3 separate regions of the Mus musculus genome follow, and all the other regions are linked to region 1. The links are chromatin loops, found by intact Hi-C in ENCODE. Cell type or tissue: heart. All regions are shown on one strand. Each heading gives the region's core, and the rest is flanking DNA. Links, peaks and the distances in the headings are about the cores only.

What was found. Hi-C counts contacts between places; a loop is a spot of excess contacts. Peaks named below come from ENCODE experiments on the same cell type or tissue, not always from the same donor. Only the 100,000 strongest peaks of a DNase experiment are listed, where the experiment ranks them.
Region 2: it touches region 1 in a loop (2.2-fold over the local background); 17 of 42 quality-filtered maps call a loop at or near these places.
Region 3: it touches region 1 in a loop (5-fold over the local background); 7 of 42 quality-filtered maps call a loop at or near these places.

The regions. Positions count from the first base shown.
Region 1 is chr7:105,546,216-105,552,302 of GRCm38, reverse strand. All of the region lies in intron 1 of Gm39063 (a long non-coding RNA gene), which reads left to right. Among named protein-coding and RNA genes, the nearest start is that of Smpd1, 5.1 kb to the left of the region's middle. In heart, for the core only: a CTCF peak has its summit at 3,058; no DNase peak of the experiment used is centred there.
Region 2 is chr7:105,725,965-105,732,051 of GRCm38, reverse strand. It overlaps Rrp8 (ribosomal RNA processing 8, methyltransferase, homolog (yeast)), which reads left to right. Exons shown (of 7, transcript NM_025897.2): 7 at 1-322. Among named protein-coding and RNA genes, the nearest start is that of Rrp8, 7.6 kb to the left of the region's middle. In heart, for the core only: no CTCF peak of the experiment used is centred there; a DNase peak (open chromatin) is centred at 2,841.
Region 3 is chr7:105,648,235-105,654,321 of GRCm38, reverse strand. Dnhd1 (dynein heavy chain domain 1) reads right to left here and starts at 3,546. Exons shown (of 44, transcript NM_001370803.1): 1 at 3,381-3,546; 2 at 3,051-3,250; 3 at 2,016-2,820. The coding sequence starts at 3,114. It also overlaps a transcript of Timm10b not described here. In heart, for the core only: CTCF peaks have their summits at 2,955 (motif pointing right) and 3,401; DNase peaks (open chromatin) are centred at 2,951 and 3,571; H3K4me3 peaks cover 1,151 bases; H3K27ac peaks cover 810 bases.

The sequences.
Region 1 (6,087 bases), core at 1,506-4,005:
CATGTTTCTTATAGGCACTCCCCACCCTGCATATTTCTGATCTGTGACTATTTGAATCTTCAAATTAAAAAAAACTAGATTTATTCATTTTATATATTTATGTATTTTATCTTCCTATATGAATGTGCACCATATATGTGTACTATGAGAATGCCTGTCACCTGGAGAGGTCAGAAGAAAATGACAGATCTCCTGAAACTGGAGTTGCCAATGGTTGTTAGGCATTGTGTGGGTGCCTGGAATCAAACTAGGGTCCTCTGCAAAAACAACAAATGCTCTAAATGGCTAGGCCATCTCTCTAGCCCCAAATCTTCAGATTTAAATCTTATACCAACACACTTAGTAACTTTATATTCACCTATAAAGAATATAAAGCATATCTTAGGCTGAAGGTGTTTCCGTGATGCTGAAAGAGCTTTGCAGAGCTTCTGTTGGCTGGATGAAAGCGACACTTTCAAGAAGTGAGGACCACTCTAAAGTACATTTCCTGGGGCTCTAAGGTGGAGGTGGTGTGTCTACACAGGGGAGACTGACAGTAAATGGAACCACAAATACCTGCTCCGAGAAGGTTGGTGGTCCTGAGGAGGTCATCAAACCCACTGCCACCAATGTGAGATAACACGTTTTATCACACCTTTGTTTTCTTTCTTACTTTTCATCTTTTTTTTTTTTTTGTTGTTGTTTTTTGGTTTTTCGAGACAGGGTTTCTCTGTGTAGCCCTGGCTATCCTGGAACTCACTCTGTAGACCAGGCTGGCCTTGAACTCAGAAATCTGCCTGCCTCTGCCTCCCAAGTGCTGGAATTAAAGGCGTGTGCCACCACGCCCGGCTTATTTATCTTTTTTATTCTGTCTGTTTCCTCCCCCACCCCCATGCCCTGAACAGAGTCTCACTATGTAGCTCTGGCTGTCCTGGAACTCACTTTGTAGAACACCCTGGCCTCTAATTGGCAGAGATCCACCTGCTTCTGCCTCCCAGATGGTGGGTTTAAAGGCATGTGCCACCACCAGAAGGTCTTGTGTCTGTTTTGGAGGCCACCTAAGCAGTGGTATTTCTTTAGGTCAGCCTTGGCCTGCACAGAGGAACCCTTATGATCTCCTGGGACATTCTGGTTCTTCCTTCAACTTACATTTCTCATTGCTTTAATAAACCACATGTCCCCGGAGACTCTGTGGAATAGTAACTTGGTGGAGACCCTGTCTTCATACACATCTTCTTAATATCCACTTTGTGAAGGCCTAAAGTCACTTCTGTCAATTAAAGCATTTCTCTCTCACTTCGACCATCATTTTCAAAACTTTCTGCAGATGAATTGCTTTCACCTGTTTTCTCCTCAGACTATTGATAGGGCTGAGCAACAGCTAGCCAATTCACTCTTCCTTATAATTAACATTTCTCTTGCATTTTCCAAAAGACTGATTCATAGGCCAGATGCCGTGGCTCCCAGCACATGAGAAGCTGAGGCAGGAGAATTCTCTGGGTTCAAAGCCAGCATGAGCTAGATAGGAAGCACCAGGGTAGCCTGGATTGCAGAATGAGACCTTGTCTCAACAAAAGAACTAAAAACCTCCAATTCACTGAACCAGCCAATGCATTCTTTTCTACGACTTGATTAGCACTTAGCTGGTGATGGATGTTGTCTTTGTTGGCAGCTGGGGCTGAGTGACCCATCTCCTTCACCCCCCTGCCATTCCAGCACCTGCTTTCTCAGAGGGCTCCTAGCACTGACACCTGGAGGTTCTCAGGACAACAAATTAGAGCTGGACGAGCAGGGGAGTTACTATGGGCTGCATTCAGAATCAGCATCTGAAAAGAGAAGGAAGAAAAGAGGATGGGATGGAATAGTGTCTCTACAGAGCCAAGTTCTAAAGAGACAACCGTCAGAGCTGTTCCAAGCAAAACTAAGGATGCTGAATCTCCATTCTCCCCTAAACCAGTCGGTCATAGGATATGTGTTACCTTTGGAAAGGGCGTAGCCTCAGACAAGGTGATTCTTAGCGGTAGAGGGTCCTGAGGGTCAAGGTCCTTAGAGTAGCAGCACTCTGATGGGCAGAGAGGAATCTGGGCTGCACACAGTGCTTCCTAGTGTCTGTCTTGGGAGAGAGTTCCATTATAAATAAAATCTATATCATTATGAACAAGGCTGGTAATGAGACTGGTTGAGAACTATCTTATTCTTTAACATGTTAGGACCTAGGAAACCTTTTTGTGAAGTCTCCTAGGCTACTGAACAGTGGGCATCACTTGGGGGAAGTGTTGTTGTATAAAGACTTAAGGCTTAGAAGGCTGGAGAGATGGTTCAGTGGTTAAGAGCTTGGGTTGCTTTTCCAGAGGACCAGGTTCTATTCCCAGCACCCACCTGGCTCCTCACTTCCATAACTTCAGTCAATTCAATGGAATTCTCTATTTTTTCTGAACTCCTCATGCATGTATGTGCTATACATACATACATACATACATACATACTGGGGAAACATCAATACACATAAAATAAAAGTAAATAAAACTTAAAAAGGAAAAGACCTAAGGCATATATAGTTCCAGACAACACAGGAATTAATTGTCAAGTTCTGGGAGCTGGGAGTGGTTGGTCAGTATGGGTCTCCTGGTTGGGGCTGAAGACTTTCTAGTTAAACTTGGGTAATTTGTCTTTGTCTTATTATTTTTTTTTAGTAGGGTCTCAGGTTTCATGTTGCTCAGGCTGGCTTCATAGCTCTGTATCTTGGATGAACCTGGACTTAGGATTCTCTTGCCTGCAGCTCCCCGGGGCTGGGATTGCAGGAGTATGCCACCAGGCCTGGGTGTTGTGCAGTGTTGGATTTCAAACCTGGGTTTTTGCTCATGATAGGCGAGTATTCTACCATTGGAGCTAATCCCTAACTTGGGATAATTTGTTTGAGTGCCCCTTTATAGCATCTGGGTTCTCTGTGTCAGGAGACCAACGTAAATTCTGCAGAGGGCCAATCAGCTCTTCAACTGCCTATGAAACTACAAATTAAATCCAGATTGCCAAAACCAGCAGCCTAGAGTTTGGGTGGGGAAAGGTTTCCCTCCTGTGGAAATTTTAGGGAATACTAGTGCACTAAACGTGTGTTAGAAGCAGGCAATTCCAACGCCCTGAATGTGGACTCCCCTCTGTCGTGCTAAAGGGGAACTTTAGATTCAGGCCTCCTGGGTTTAAATCCTGGTTCTGCCACTGACTGAACAGGACTGCACGCACGGTCCTGAACAAACCATACTTCAACCTTTTGAGTTCTGGGAGTATAGGTGTGTGTGTGTGTGTGTGTGTGACCATGGTAAACAAGGCATGATTTAATTGATATTAAATGTCACCTGTCATCTGTAGAGGGCAGGGAGAAGAGAGGGAAAATATTATATGAAATTTGCATTTTAATGTCCAAAATAAAGTTTTATTAGAACACTGCCATTTGTTCATTATGCATTATCTGTATCAGCTTTCCCATCTACATGTAAGAGTATGCAGTAGTATGCTCACCTGAAGGATTTGTGCTCTTAGTCTTAATAGAAAATAATTGCTATGTTTTGTTTAATTTTTTTTTGAGACATGGTCTCACTATGTAGTCTTGGCTAGCTTGGACTCCATCTGTAGCCCAGGCTAGCTTCAAACTCATAGAACTCCTCATGCTTCTGCCTCCCAAGTGCTGGGACTAAGTTGCATGCCACCACACCCAGCTAAGCTCTGTGCTAGATTTGAATTGGAAATTAGTCACACTATCTTGGAGAAAATTGGAATTACTATGATGGTGGAAATAGATAGAAACAAAGGTATAAGGATTAGCTTGGTGCTTTGTACATGCAGTGTATATCTGCGTTGCCAAACAAGTTTGTAATTCAGATGTCTGCCCTTACCCTGGGGGAGAGGTAAGGGGAGAGACCTCAGCCATCTGAGAGTAAGGAAAAGTGGGTCTGAAAAGAGAGGGTCAAACCAGAGTGATTGTCTTGTCATAGCTGGACTCAAGTTGACTGGGCAGCTTGTGCCTCCTCTATCAGCCAGCATGACGAGGTGGAGAAGCCAACACCAGCTGGTTCCTGTCACACTCATGTGGACACACTGTGTCACCAGTATTCACAGATGATCTTTTAGTCACTGCTGGAGGAGGCTCTCCATTCAGCGCTGTCTCTCACCGAGTGTTCGGCGTGAGATCCTCCCCTGTGTCTTGAGACATTGCTATCTGCAGCCATGCCGTCCCATGTGGACTCCTCACTTCTAGTGACTCAGAGAGGTGTAATGGGAGCTTGATGTAGAAAAGAATTACTCAACCCTGGGGACTGAACGAAGGGAATTGCAGTTGATAAACCCAGAGAATTGTACATTGTTCCCTATGTCTAGATCTGAAGAGGCTGAGCCCTGGAAGTACTTTTCAGCCAGCTATGAGCACACATGACAGCTCCCACCCTAACTGCAGTAACTCTCTGACCTCATCCATGCATCCAGTCTAGCTGGACCTGCTGGCAAAGGCCTGTAATTCCAGCTACTCAGGAAGCTGAAACAGGGGAATTACAAACTCAAGTTGAAGGGCAACCTGAACACCTCATACCCTGTCTCATAATAAAAAAGCAAAAGCAGGGATAGGGATAGGGATAGGGATAGGGATAGGGATAGGGATAGGGATAGGGATAGGGATAGGGATAGGGATAGGGATAGGGATAGGGATGTCGTTGACCCATGTAGTTGCCCAGCATGAGAAAGACCCTAGGTCTAATGTCAGTACCACAAACAACACCCACTCAGACCTTCAATTGAGAGCACTGGATGCTCCTCTAGAGGACCAGGGTTTAATTCCCAGCACCCATGTGGCAGCTCATAACTCTCTGTAACTCCAGTTATAGGGGATTCATGTCACCAGCTATGCGTGTAGTGCATTTACATACACATTTGGGAAAAATACCCACACACGTAAAATAAGATAAATAAATCTTAAAAAAAAAAAAAAAAAAGCCAGGTGTGGTGGTGGCACCTTTAATCTCAGTACTTAGGAGGCAGAGGCAGGTGATTTCAGACTCTGAGGCCAGTTTGGTCTACAGAATGAATTCCAGGGCACCCAAGACTAAACAGAGAAACCCTTTCTTTTTCTTTTTCTTTTTCTTTCTTTTTAAAGATTTATTTATTTATTTTATGTATGTGAGTACACTGTAGCTGTACAGATGATTGTGAGCCTTCATGTGGTTGTTGGGAACTGAATTTTTAGGATCTCTGCTCACTCCGATCAACTCCCCTCTCTCAGGTACACTCTAGCTGTCTTCAGACACGCCAGAATAGGGTGTCAGATCTCATTACGGGTGGTTGTGGCCACCATGTGGTTGCTGGGATTTGAACTCAGGACCTTTGGAAGAGCAGTCAATGCTCTTACCCACTGAGCCATCTCACCAGCCCGAAACCCTATCTTGAAAAAAAAAAAATAAATAAACAAAGAACAAAGGGTAAGAAGCCTGTAAGGGCCAGATAATTTAATAAAATGTCACAAGTCCTCCCAATAGGCCCAGTTTTCAGAAATTACCTTTCAGAGACATTCTGATTTAAGTCCCATATCTAATCGGTGGAGGAATCAAGGCCTAGGGTTCTTCTGATTGTACAAGCCTCTATTTTAATCTCAGTAGTGATGTCTTACTACCTCTGCCTATACCTCTCTCCATATGACTCTATTCTATCCTCTTTCCACACATCCATTTATGAAACTCTTGTCAGAGACAGACCTAAATGATCCCAAGATTTATTGCAGTTTAGGAAATAGTTCCAGATCTCAAGATGCCTTGTGACATTGCCAGACAGCATGTCTCAGAGGTTAGGCATGACTGTGTAAGACTCCAGGGAGCCTTAGCTTATAGGGGACCCCTAAGTGAACCATGTGAAGCCAGGATCAATGCAAAAAGCAAGAGGAATTTATTGTTCCAGTGCACTGGGGTCGTTCGTCCCAGACCCGAAGGAGAGGCAGTGACCCCCAGTGCCTGTTCAGCGAGTTTTTATATGGTTTCCAGGGGCAGAATAGAGCATCAGCAATTAGGCACAATATGATTGGCGGAACAGTGCATCCTTTAAACTGATTGGCCTTTAGGGAATGAGGTGACA
Region 2 (6,087 bases), core at 1,887-4,386, 180 kb before region 1:
TCCTTGGAAGGGGGTAATACAGAAGCTGGAATCTGTTCAACAGCAGAAACTGATTGGGCTGCTTATTGGCACAGTCTGTGTGTCCTAGGAAAACTACAGGTACTGAATATACAAGTTCTTGGCGTAGTGCTGAGGGAAGGTGAGCTAGGTTGACACACTGAGCTCATTCAGGAGGCGTCTGCCTTGAAACCAGGCATATAGGCTTGTTTACGACTTCCTAAGAATAAGACCTAGGAGTTTCCTCTAGGAGCAAATAGGTCTCGGGATTTTGAACCAGTTAGATGCCTCCAGGCCTAAAGGAATAAAGATTTTGAAAAAGGCCAGAAGGCATGTTTGGAGTCTGAACTGAGACCAACCTTAGTCAGTTCCATACAATATCTCTGCATGTGCTATTGCTGCTGAACATGCATTTCACTACCAAAGTATACTCATCTTCCCAAATAGCTTTGCAGATTCATAAGCCCCCTCCCCAGAAGCATCTATATTCCCAACATACTGTCTGCAAACGGTTTCTTAGCATACAACTGTGTTGTGAATGATTTGTTGGTTTCACTGCAGACTTCTCAAGCCGTATTTAGTTTTCAGAGTTTGTTGACTTTTTTCCTTGTATGTGCAGTGAGGAGTGTAAAAGAGAAACAGTCAGTAAACTAAGATTCCTAGGCATGTACAGAAGCAGGGTGGGCTTCTACTAAGGGTGCTGTGAACTAGTACTGAAAACGGATGCCAGCAGGAGAGCCTCAAGATAGACTTGGCGGGATAGAGAGGGCACTTTCGAGAAGCTGCAGTAAACAGGCCATGCTGGTGTGCTATATAAGCGTGAAGACCTGAGTTCAGAGCCTTAGCACTCATAAAAGTGTGTCTAGAACTCCAACGCTGAGGAGGATTGGAATAGTGACAGAGAGAGACAGAATACTGGGCTTGTCCGCCAGCCAACTTTCCTGATCCAGTAAGAACCTGACTCCAAATAATAAGGTGGAGTGATAGAGCAGGGAACTTGATGTCCTCCTCTGGTTTCTACACCTACACATGCGTATGCACACACCATCATCTCTCACAGCATACCCAGCTTAAAGGACGGGAGGCTTGTATGGTCAGTACAGATTGAAGGAGAGAGAAGAGTATTAAGGGTAAGTGGTAATGGGAGGGGTTAACTGAAAGAGTGGCTTTCAAACTTTATGGGACTAGAGTCATCTATGAGGGTTATTAAAATGCTGCATTCCAAGCCCTCCTGCATTTTCTGGTTCTTTAGATCTGAGTAGGGTCCTATGAATTTTTTCTGATGGCTTTGGGTTCTTTGAAGGAGGGAACAAAACTATTCATTGAGCGTAAAAGTGGGGAGAGGATTGGGATTTTGAGGAGGGGAAAGTGAAGATCACTTTGAGAATGGAAGAGAGTGAATGATGGCTGGGTGTGGTGGGGAACACCTCTAATCTCAGCACTCAGTCGGTAGAGGCAGGTGGAGCTTTGTGAGCTTGGGGCCAGTCTTAACTACATAGTTCCAGACCAGCCAAGGGGTACAGATTAGACCCTGAACTAAGGAAATACCATAGAAGTGCTGGCAGTGTTAATAGCATGTAGGAGGATGGAGCACAGTTCAGTGCTGTGTCAGAGCTTGTTACTCTCCTTACTACTGGTCTGTTAGAACCTAGCCTCTGTAGGAAAGGGGAGACAGTCAGGTTTCTGATTACAGTTCTAACTAGGTCTACTGGGACCATTTAGGAAGCACAAGATACTCGTACTGCTAAAGAATGATGAACCTAGAGTCCAGTTCCTGCTCTGGAAAAATACAGGGCAAGAAAAAACTCACTGGTTTTTTTTTTTTTTTTTTGCTTGGTGTGGCCGTGGAATGCTGCTGCTTTGTGTTTCCAGAATGTGGGACAACAGCACATGAGTGCCTTGTATGCGTCTCGTGCTAAGTGGAGGGTAGGCTTGGGTCCTGTCCTATGGGGCCATTTTGAAGAGATAAAGAGACTTAATAGCAAACAGCAAGGAGTCAGCCACCCAGAGGAGTTTCAGGAAACCATCCAGAATGGTACAGTATCCATCAGAGACTAATGGGATTTCCCTTTTGAATGTCCACTAAGCCTGTGGGTCACAGAATCAACCAGTCTTGTGTTTGCTTGCCTCTTCTTGCTAGCACTTGTGCCTGGAATACTCAGCAAGGAGGTAGAAACAAGATACAGAAAGCAAGGCGTCTCCTTCATTTCCCCAGAGCAGGCTCCTTAGGGGAGGCAATGCCAGGATGGGTGAAGATTGCAAGCCAGCACAGGAGCCAGTTATTTATTGTTACTCAGAATTAGACATTCTCATGAGATTGTTTGTGCCTTGAGCTGATCACAGAACTGTGGCTAACTAAGAACATCACAGTGGGCCTGAACAGATGTTTTCTTTGATTGGGAGCAATGGCTGCTCTTACAAAGGACTCAGGTAAAATTCCCAGCACACCCACAAGATGGCTTATAACCATCTAGTCCTTTGGGTACCCATGCCCACTTTGGCTTCTGGGCACAGCAGGCATGCACATGGTCCACAGATGTACATGCAGGCAAAACTCATCAAACAAAGTTTAAAAAAAAATCTTTACAGGCTTGCTGCAACCTTTCTCCACTGCAGAGAAAGAATAACCCTAGTCTTTTAAGGACTGTAGGAGACAAGAATGAAGTTAGGTATGGCTATCAATCCAGATCTGGTGCCTGTTCAGTGTTCCTTCAGAGCTCTCTGAGCAGAGTGTTCTTGCTTCTGCAATTATTCATGTGCTCCTGATTTTGTTCCTGTAACAGGGTCCTAAGAGCACAGTTCCAAAAGAAACAGTGTGATCTTGGCAGAGGCAGCTCAGCTCCAAGCACTCACCAGTTACGTAATTGCACAAAGCCCTCTGCAGCTTTTCAGAGACTGGCAATTAGAGCCTTTCATTTCCAGGTCATCCTCCTTTCCAGGTGAGTTCGCTAACCAGCCACCGAGTTCTAGGACTTTTGACAACTACAGTGACTGCTTATGGGGATCTAATAGCCTTTGCTCCCCCCAAGCAATTCATTTTCCTTACTGCCAAGTGATCTCTATGAAATGTAAATCACATTATGTCACCTCTTTGCATAAAATCCTTCAATGGATTCTCATGGCTTGAGAACAAAAGACAAACTCCTTCCCAGGCCCTGTGTGATCTTACCCACTCATTGTTCTGCTAGCCAGCTGCAACTTAACTCGCTCTTCTCAATACTGCCTGAGCTTTCGATTCATTCATAATGCACTCCAAATTCTCTTCACTTCTAAACATGCCCCTCCATCTTTGTACAATATTTTTTCCTCGGGAAGAAATTGCCACAGTGCCCTCTTTCTGCACTTACAGTTAAACTGTATTTTTCAGCCCTGTGCATTAGACAGGATAGCCTGGGTGAGGTTCATATCACACAAAGAAAGGAAAAGATAGATCATCTGTTTCCACTTCCTCCCAGTCTCTCCCTACCTAGGAAGGTCACCTTGAAGGACAGGTTTTGAAGATGATGAAGTCATAGTATATAAGAAGTTTGGCTATTTTAGAAGAAAATTGGACTCTGAAACAGAATTAAAACCCTTATAATGAATGTGAGCACATTATCTCACTTAGTATCATGCACCCTGGATATGTCTTCCTGTCCACCTTACCACAAAACCCTGTTTCCTTTAGGGTGCTTCAACATCTTAGCAGATGCCACTCTGTACTTTCTAATAGTCCTACTTTAAAGATTTATTTTTAAATTCCATGTCTGGGCCCTGCTATGCATGTGTGAGTGCAGTGACTGAGGCCACCACAGACAGGATTTTGGGGAGCTGGAGTTAGAGGCAGTTGTGAGCTGGCTGATGAGGGTGTGGAAAACTGAACTTGAGCCTTCTGCAAGACAGGAACTCACTCTTAACTCCCAAGCTATCTTTCCAACCCATTTTCTACTTTTTTCCTTTCCTTTCCTTTCCTTTCCTTTCCTTTCCTTTCCTTTCCTTTCCTTTCCTTTCCTTTCCTTTTCTTTTCTTTCTTTTTTTTCCCCCAAGACAGGGTTTCTCTGTGTAGCCCTGGCTGTCCTGGAACTCACTTTGTAGACCAGGCTGGCCTCGAACTCAGAAATCCACCTGCCTCTGCCTCCTGAGTGCTGGGATTAAAGGCGTGCGCCACCACGCCCGGCTCAACTGGCCGTCTTTTTTACTCTTTTTTTTTTTTTTTCATTTTTTTTTTTTTCATTTTCCTACTTTTAAATGAGGAAAAAATAATGCTCACAATCAGAAAAGAAATATTTTATCAATTGTTTGTGACTAAAAGAAGATCCCACTAAGTGTTTTAAACATTTAATTTTTTTCCCTAGTATAACAAGGGACCTGAAGGTTGGTGACTTGGCTTTTGGTTCAGGAGCTCGAGAGTGTTAGGAGTGAGCTTTGTGAGTCTGTGATTTTCTTGGTGTCTTGGTTCTCTGAGTCCCAGGGTGCAGGCTTAACTAAGCAGAGGCTCCTTGCTTCTTAGGCTTCTTGGAAGTCTCTCCAGTTGCTGCACCCTTTTCTTTCTTTTTGGTTTCACTTCAAGGATCTGTTCTCTCATTAGTACTCTGGTACAAATATGTTATGTTCTCCGTAATGACTGAATCTAATCTAGAAAATCGACCCTTTAGATACAATTTCCCTCTGTCACTTCCCACATTCCAGTAACTTGTCAGTAGCTCTTAGGGCTCAAACTTCTCTTCAGTTCAGTGGATCAGAGAATATGATCTCTTACTCATTTTTTTTTAACCTCTTCTGTTTATTTGGAGATTGGAATGGAGAAAGGTATATTGGAGAAAATTAAACTTACCCAATTAATGCATCATTGATAGGTCCGACCAAGGCAAGCATTTGAATGTTGGCTCTTGTGGTTTTCGGTGAGGTCCTGGAGCTTCCTGTGGCGACATGTGCATTGGCTGATTTTGGTTGATTCCTATGACATATAAGCCAACTGCTCCTCAAGTTCATTGCTCTTTTTTTTTATTTTATTTTTTTAATTAGATATTGTCTTCATTTACATTTCAAATGCTATCCCGAAAGTCCCCTATTCCCTCCCCCTGCCCTGCTCCCCAACCCATCCACTCCCGCTTCCTGGCCCTGGCATTCCCCTTAACCCTGATGGTATATGCTAGTTAGTTTTTGTCAAATAGACAGACTAAAGTCACCTGGGAGGAGAACATCTCAGCTGGGAATATGCCTCCATCACATGGGCCTGTAGGCCTGTCTGTGGGGCATTGCCACTCAGGCAGGTGGGCCTGGGCTGTGTAAAAAAGAAAATTGAATAAACCATGGAAAGCAAACTGGATAAGCCGCAGTACAGCCTTTACCTCAGTTCCTGCCTCATGCTCCTGCCCTGGCTTTCCTTGATTCTGGACTCTAACTTGTAAGATGTAATGAAAATGAACCCTTTCCTCCTCTAGCTGGCTTTGTCAGTATTTTACCAGAGCAAGAGGCAGCAAACTAGAGCACAGTGTATCTACTGCCACCTAGTGCCAAAGAGCCTTACCTAGCAAAAAGCCTTCCCTGAGAAGGTCCCAACATATCCTCAGGGCTGGTTATCTTTCAAGGAGCCCATGGGAAAACCATGCACATTTATCCTGTCAAACAGGGGGTGCAGGCCAGGCAGCAGTAACAATTCTTTTCTTGTGCTATTGAGAAGTCCCAGTCCAACTGGTTCTGAACCAGTTCCCTGTATTTATGTGTGTCCCTAGCCTCATGTCTTTGGCATGCTATGTGGTGGTTTGGGTATGTGTTACAGTGTTCTTCACACTCATTTTCTTTCTGGGAAATCAACTGCACTATATTTCCTATATCCCCATAGAGTTGTGTGTCAACGGATAATATAGACAATTGGTTGATAATGAAACTGCTGCTTCCAGACTTGGATCTAACGAACACTTCCCTTGTGTTATTTCCACATTGCCCAACTTGATGCATTTTCGCAGGAGTGCCTAAATCTTGAGCATCACCAAAACTAGAGTCAACATGATTAGGAACACCTGGACTAGGCTTCACTTCAGTGAGAAGTATATTACTGTTTTTTGAGGTACTAGTAATCTCTTAAAGTCCTTTTAATGTAAGAGAACA
Region 3 (6,087 bases), core at 1,550-4,049, 100 kb before region 1:
GAAGCTGCTTCAGAGTGCAGAGGAAGAGGAAGGAGGCAGTTTTGTCAGGACAGTGGAACAGAGGCAGGTTGCAGAGGGATAACAATCACGACACAGGTGAAGACAGAACGAGCCAGAGAATGAGAAGCAGCTGGACAATTAGAACACATTGCCAACGCTCGTTTGAGGCCAAGCAGAGCAATTTAGGAGAAGCCCAGAGAGGAAAGAATGAATCAGTCAGCTTGGAGAAGAGTTGGAGCTAGTACACTTGAATTGAACCAGCCAGTCAGAGCTCATTAAGAACTAGAAAGAGTGAGTTTATTCAGCACCAAGTCTCGGAGGCTGAAAACATTTTAGGCCTAGATAAGATTGTATGGAGACTTAGAAGCTCCCAAGACTAGGTGTAATTAGCAGACAGAGGCAGTGAGCCTTCCAGACAACAATTACAACAGGAGAATAAAAGATACTTTAACACAGAGTACCTACATCTCAGGTTCTGTGTCTTAAAGGCTGAAAATATCCCTCTTCTTTAACAAGAGTCTCATCCAGATGCCAGAATTACTTCAAACTCTGATTCTAGTGTCTTTCTCTCTTTCAAGCAGGTATTGATGAAGAATGAAATGGTGCTTCCACTGTCTTCCATTCATTTCCAAATGCACACTAGCATGTAATACAACTAACTGCTGCCCCACTGACACACTTTCACCTCCTAACCCACTTTACTAATCTAATGTCTATCCAAATTTTCTACTCCTACTGTTCCAGCCCCTTCCCTTCCCAATCCCATCCCACTAAGAGTACACAGGCAATAGCCAACAGCCTTTTGTTTTATACTACTTACTACAATTTGTTAATTATACCTTACTTGTTCTAATATCTCCCTTACAAAACTGTAAGACTGATTTCATAGGAAAGAACTAAATCTATTTGGCTAATTTTTTTACATTCCCAGCATCTGGATACATCCAAGTAGCAATTAAGTTATTAAATGAACCAAAACCTAGGAAGACAGTCCTGGAGAAGAGTAAACTGTATTACCTAGACCTCAGAGGATGACTGCCAAGTTCATACAGGTATGAGTACTTGATTCCTTCCTGATATATCAGCCCAGAGCCATTTCTGTTAAGGTCTTCCAAGAGTTAGTTAGACTTGGGCCCATGCTAGGGGCAGGAGGGAAGCTTGGCTGAGAAGATTGAAGCCAAATTGTTGACATTTGACACCTTCCTTCATAGTTCCAGGAGCCTGCCCACTTGCCCACCATTAGGGATCTGAGAGGTCACGAAAAAGTCACAAATTGAGCCCACCGTAAATTTAAGAGCAAAAAATGAGCAAGTAAGTCATGTTTGATTACATGCAAAGTTAGCTTTTTTCTGCCTAGAGAGTGAATATATCATAGACAAGTGACATAAAAAGGGAAAAGCAGGCCAGAGCTAGGAAGAAGTTCCTATACTAAAAGAACTCCTAGAAGGGATCTTCTAGGCATTCTGAAATCCTAGGATTTTGGAAGCCAGATTGGGGGACTGGAAGGAATAGATCATTACTCAAGGGGCCACCCTTACTGTCAGATCATGAAGTTGACATAGAGGCAGTGCTTTGCTTTAGACCTGGAATAGTTCACATAGACCTGTGGAGGAAGACCACCCAGGCAAGCACTCCCTAGAGTAACCAAAGACCCCATATAGAGTTCCTAGGACCAGCACAATATATGCCCCAAAGTATGTTTTGGCAAATATAAATGACCAAGAATATGAACCCCAAAGAAGCTTCTGGCACCGTCTGAGAAGACTGGAAACTACAAGGTCAAGTTTTGGCTTCCTAATGGCTGCTATTGATTTCAGTGTTTCCCTATAGATTAGCATTGAGACATTAGCTTTGTTTTTGCAAGTGAAAAAGGTGCAGCCTAGTCCAGCTCACTTTAGAGGTGGGCTAATCCTGAAGAGCCATGAGGAGCTGGCTCAAGAAGCCAGTAGCCCTGCAGGCACCTAAACTAATTCATTTTATCTCTTCTACTTAAAGCCCCAAACCATGCCACTCACTTTCTCCCAGCAGGTTCGCCTTCTGCCTGCTCAGTATCACTGCTTTCATACTGTACAGGGATGTCTGTAGCCAGTGCCAAGGGCAAAAGACTAAGGCTGTCCAGCCATGGGGTCTCTTCTAGGGCCACCTCAGCACCAACAATGCCCAGACAGTGCTGTAGCTCAGGCAGTGTCAATGGTCGGAGCCACGTGGCCAATTCCTTTTTTTGTTGCCGGTCCCACTGGGCCTTCACAAAAGGGCATGCTGAGCATGGAGGCCCTCGATGAAACCTCTTCATCCATAGACCACAGTCAACATGGGAAGAACTATGTAACAAAGAACTGTCTGGGGGAAAGGCCTTGTCTATGGCATCTAGCAGGTCCAGCTCTAGCCGGGCTTGGACCTTGGGTGCCCAGCAGTACAGCTGCTCCAGGAAGGGCAGCAACTCGAGTTGACCAGCTAGCATCTCACGGTATGGAGGCAACAGGCCCAGTACTGCATGCAGATAGCGCCAAGCTTCACAACTGCCATCCTGCATCACAGCTGAGAACAGAGACTGAAGCTCAGACAGCAGCAGCTTCAGCAGTGTCCGCTGCTCTGATTCAACCACTGCCTTGAGATCCTCCTGTTTCATTTGACAGTCCCAAGAGTGTTCTTGTCCGCTGCAGCTACATCCAACGAGCCCAGACTGAAGGGTATAAAACCATGGGTTTTTCTTCTCTTCCAGAATAAAGTGGAGGCAGGTATTCAATTGCTGTCGAACAGATCTTGCCCACAGCTCGGGGTCCAAATGCCAATTCCAGGCTTTTGGCTTCTGGGTCTGACCTGTGGGACCCAGCGGGGGGGGGGGGGGAGGGAGGGAGGGACATGTAGAAGTTCTGGCTCTGGGCTGTGCCAGTAGGGTTAGGACAGCAAGGTGGATATAGAGTTGCAGAGCATAGGAAGACCAGTAGAGGGCCCTTACTGAGCCACTCACTGTCAAGGACTAGCACAAGTCCAAGAGGGAGCCCTCCCTGCCCAGGAGCTCCTTCCCACCCTCCAAGGCCTCGTCTCACCTGGCCTGCAGGATGTAGAAGGCATGGGAAGGGAAGGGGGACTGGTCTGTGAATGAGGTTTCATTGCGGAGCGCTCCCTGTCGTGAATGAACTTAGACTCAGTTCCAGTCACTTAACACAGAGACCGATACACGCTTGCAAAATCTTTGGAAAAACTGTGTTCACATGAGGAAAACTTCAGAGTGGAGGCTGGCAACCACCTTGAAAAGGAAACACAAAAGGGTTGTCACTCAAAGGCAGCAAAGCTCCCGTCCCCTGAAGCCTTTACCACAGACTGAGAAGGTCCAGAGTGCAAAGCCGGCTACTGGGTAGGGAAGCAGTTTAGGACACCTAGCGGAAAGACGTGGCAGAAGACAGCTCCCGGTGCGCCAGTGGGAGGGGCCTCCCTAGGCACTGGAAGAGCTGAGCCACTGAGGGCAAGGGTAGCAGATCCCAGAGCCAGAGCAGAGGACTCAGCTGCACCACCTGCTCCCAGCTGTTAGAACCGTTACAGAATCCTGGAGGCCCGAGCCTCAAATCGGAGCTAGAAGGAGAGTTCAACAGGCATGTGGGAGGGGCCTGGGGGCGGGACCGGGACCCAGGCCACACTAGCATACTGCTTTTAACCTGACACCCCAAAGGCCCAAAAAGAATCTGGCTGAGCGGGAGACTGAATGACAAGATTGATTTGGGGGCACTAACAGCATTAGGGGCGTGGTCGTAGGAAGCAAGTGTAATCCTAGGGACTCACTCGCTCACTGATTTTTCCCTCCCCTCCCTTGACAGCATATCCAACTGTCCCACCTCAAGTCCCAACAAGAAACCCGAGTAAGACAAACATCTTGTATCTCTCTCAACAAGCTACACATCTAGTAGTGAGTGGTTTAGTTATGAAAGAAAGAAAGAAAGAAAGAAAGAAAGAAAGAAAGAAAGAAAGAAAGAAAGAAAGAAAGAAAGAGAGAAAGGAAGAAAGCAACCTACCTCTGTTATAGATTTTATTCTAATCAGTGGAAATTTTGATAGGCCAGACAGTAAAAAGAGTAGACTTGGGGGAGGGGGGAGTAGGGTGTTTGATTTCATATATTTCAAGTTTTAAGTCTGAGATACAGATCTCACAGGTGAGAGGCATAGCTCAGTGGTCCAACACTTGCCTCATATGCTCAAAGCCCTGGGTTTAGTCTCCAGTCTAGAAATGAAAGCTGTCCTTGAAGTCATGACTCCCCTGCCTCAACCTCCTGAAGGAAAGAATTATATGTATGTGTCCAACTAGAAGTTTAGTGTTTGCTCTCACTTGAGTCACATTCAAGCTTGAGTATTCCCAGGACCATGGTTAGAGTGTTCTGCTTTCTCTAAGGCTAAGCAAATAGTCTTTGCTTTCAGGATCCAAGAGAGTTAGTTCATCACCTCCTCTGCCTAGGCCCATTACAACTAGTGAGATGAAGAAGAGAAGAAATCACACCTCTTTATGAAGGGCACAACCTGGAAGTTGCCTGTGTCACTCCTTCACTTGCCCTGACCTAGGCAAAAATAAAACTTTCACATCTAATCTTTTTTTTGCAAAGGTTGTGGTGGTTTGAATGAGAATGACCCCATAGGTTCATATATCTGAATGTTTGGTCCCTTGCTGGGGCTGTTTGGGAAAGATTAGAAGGTATAACCTTGATGGTTCATCTCACTGGTGGAAGGATTGTATACAAGAGTGAGCACTTTTCTCCACATTGTTCTCAAATTTTTATTTCAAGTTTCTGCTCAGGCATGCATCCCCTTATAGTGAATCCTTTAATTTCCCAGAAGTCAGCACTCTCCCAGGTCCAGACCCTCTTTTCCCCAAACTAATTTTACCCCATACTTTGATTGCTATCTCATATTTGCTTATCCATTTACCCTGATAAAAAATGTAAGCTCCTGGAGTTACAGAGACAAACTGTGGAGCAGAGAATGACCCAACAGGGGATCCATCCCATATAGTCATCAAACCCAGACATTATTGTGGATGCCAACAAGTGCTTGCTGACAGGAACCTAATATAGCTGTCTCCTGAGAGGCTCTACCAGTGCCTGACAAATACAGAGGTGGATGTTCTCAGTCAACCACTGGACTAAGCACAGGGTCCCCAATGGAGGAACTAGAGAAAGGACCCAAGAAGCTGAAGAGGTTTGCAGCCCCATAGGAGGAACAACAATATGAACCAACCATTACCCACAGAGCTCCCAGGGACTGACCACCAACCAAAGAGTGCACATGGAGGGACCATGGCTCCAGCCACATATGTAGCAGATGGCCTTGTCGGTCATCAATGGGAGGAGAGGCCCTTGGTCCGCCAGTGCCAGGAGATGGGAGTGGGTAGATTGATTGGTGAGCAGGGAGAGGGGGAAGGGGATAGGGAGTTTTTGGAGGAGAAACCAGGAAAGGGGATAACATTTGAAATGTAAATAATGAAAATATCTAATAAAAAAGAAAATAATAAACAGAATCATAACAGCAACAACAAAAACAAAAACATACAAACTCCATAGTGGCAGAGATTCTAATTGTTCTTATTGCCTCTTACTCTATCTCCAGTCCTTGGTGCTAAGTACTATGAATAGATGATTGTAAAATATGGGGAAAATGTATCAATGGATAACAATATTAATTGGTAAGACTGGTTCTGGGATCAGATTGCCTAAATTAAAATCTTGATTTTGCCACTTGGCTTATAGTTTTGAAAATGAAAATAGTGGCTACTTCTAGGACAATTATGAGATTAAATGATGTTATGTGTATAAAATATTTAGTCTCACAAAAATAGACTCTTGATATAATTGACATGAGTGAGACATAACAGGGTTCAGTGTGGAATGAGTAAGAACATAGGTAACCAACCAACTCTTTTTGTGGGGAAATCCACAGGTTGCAGAAGGTCAAGAAGTTTAGGCTTTGACACAACAGTTTTCCAGACAGGCAAAAATAAATGGGCATTCTTTATTCTCAAATAATAACATTGGCACCTGTTTCTTTGAGACTGAGTTTCTCTGTGTAATAGCTCTGGCTGTCCTAGAACTCAACACTCTGTAGA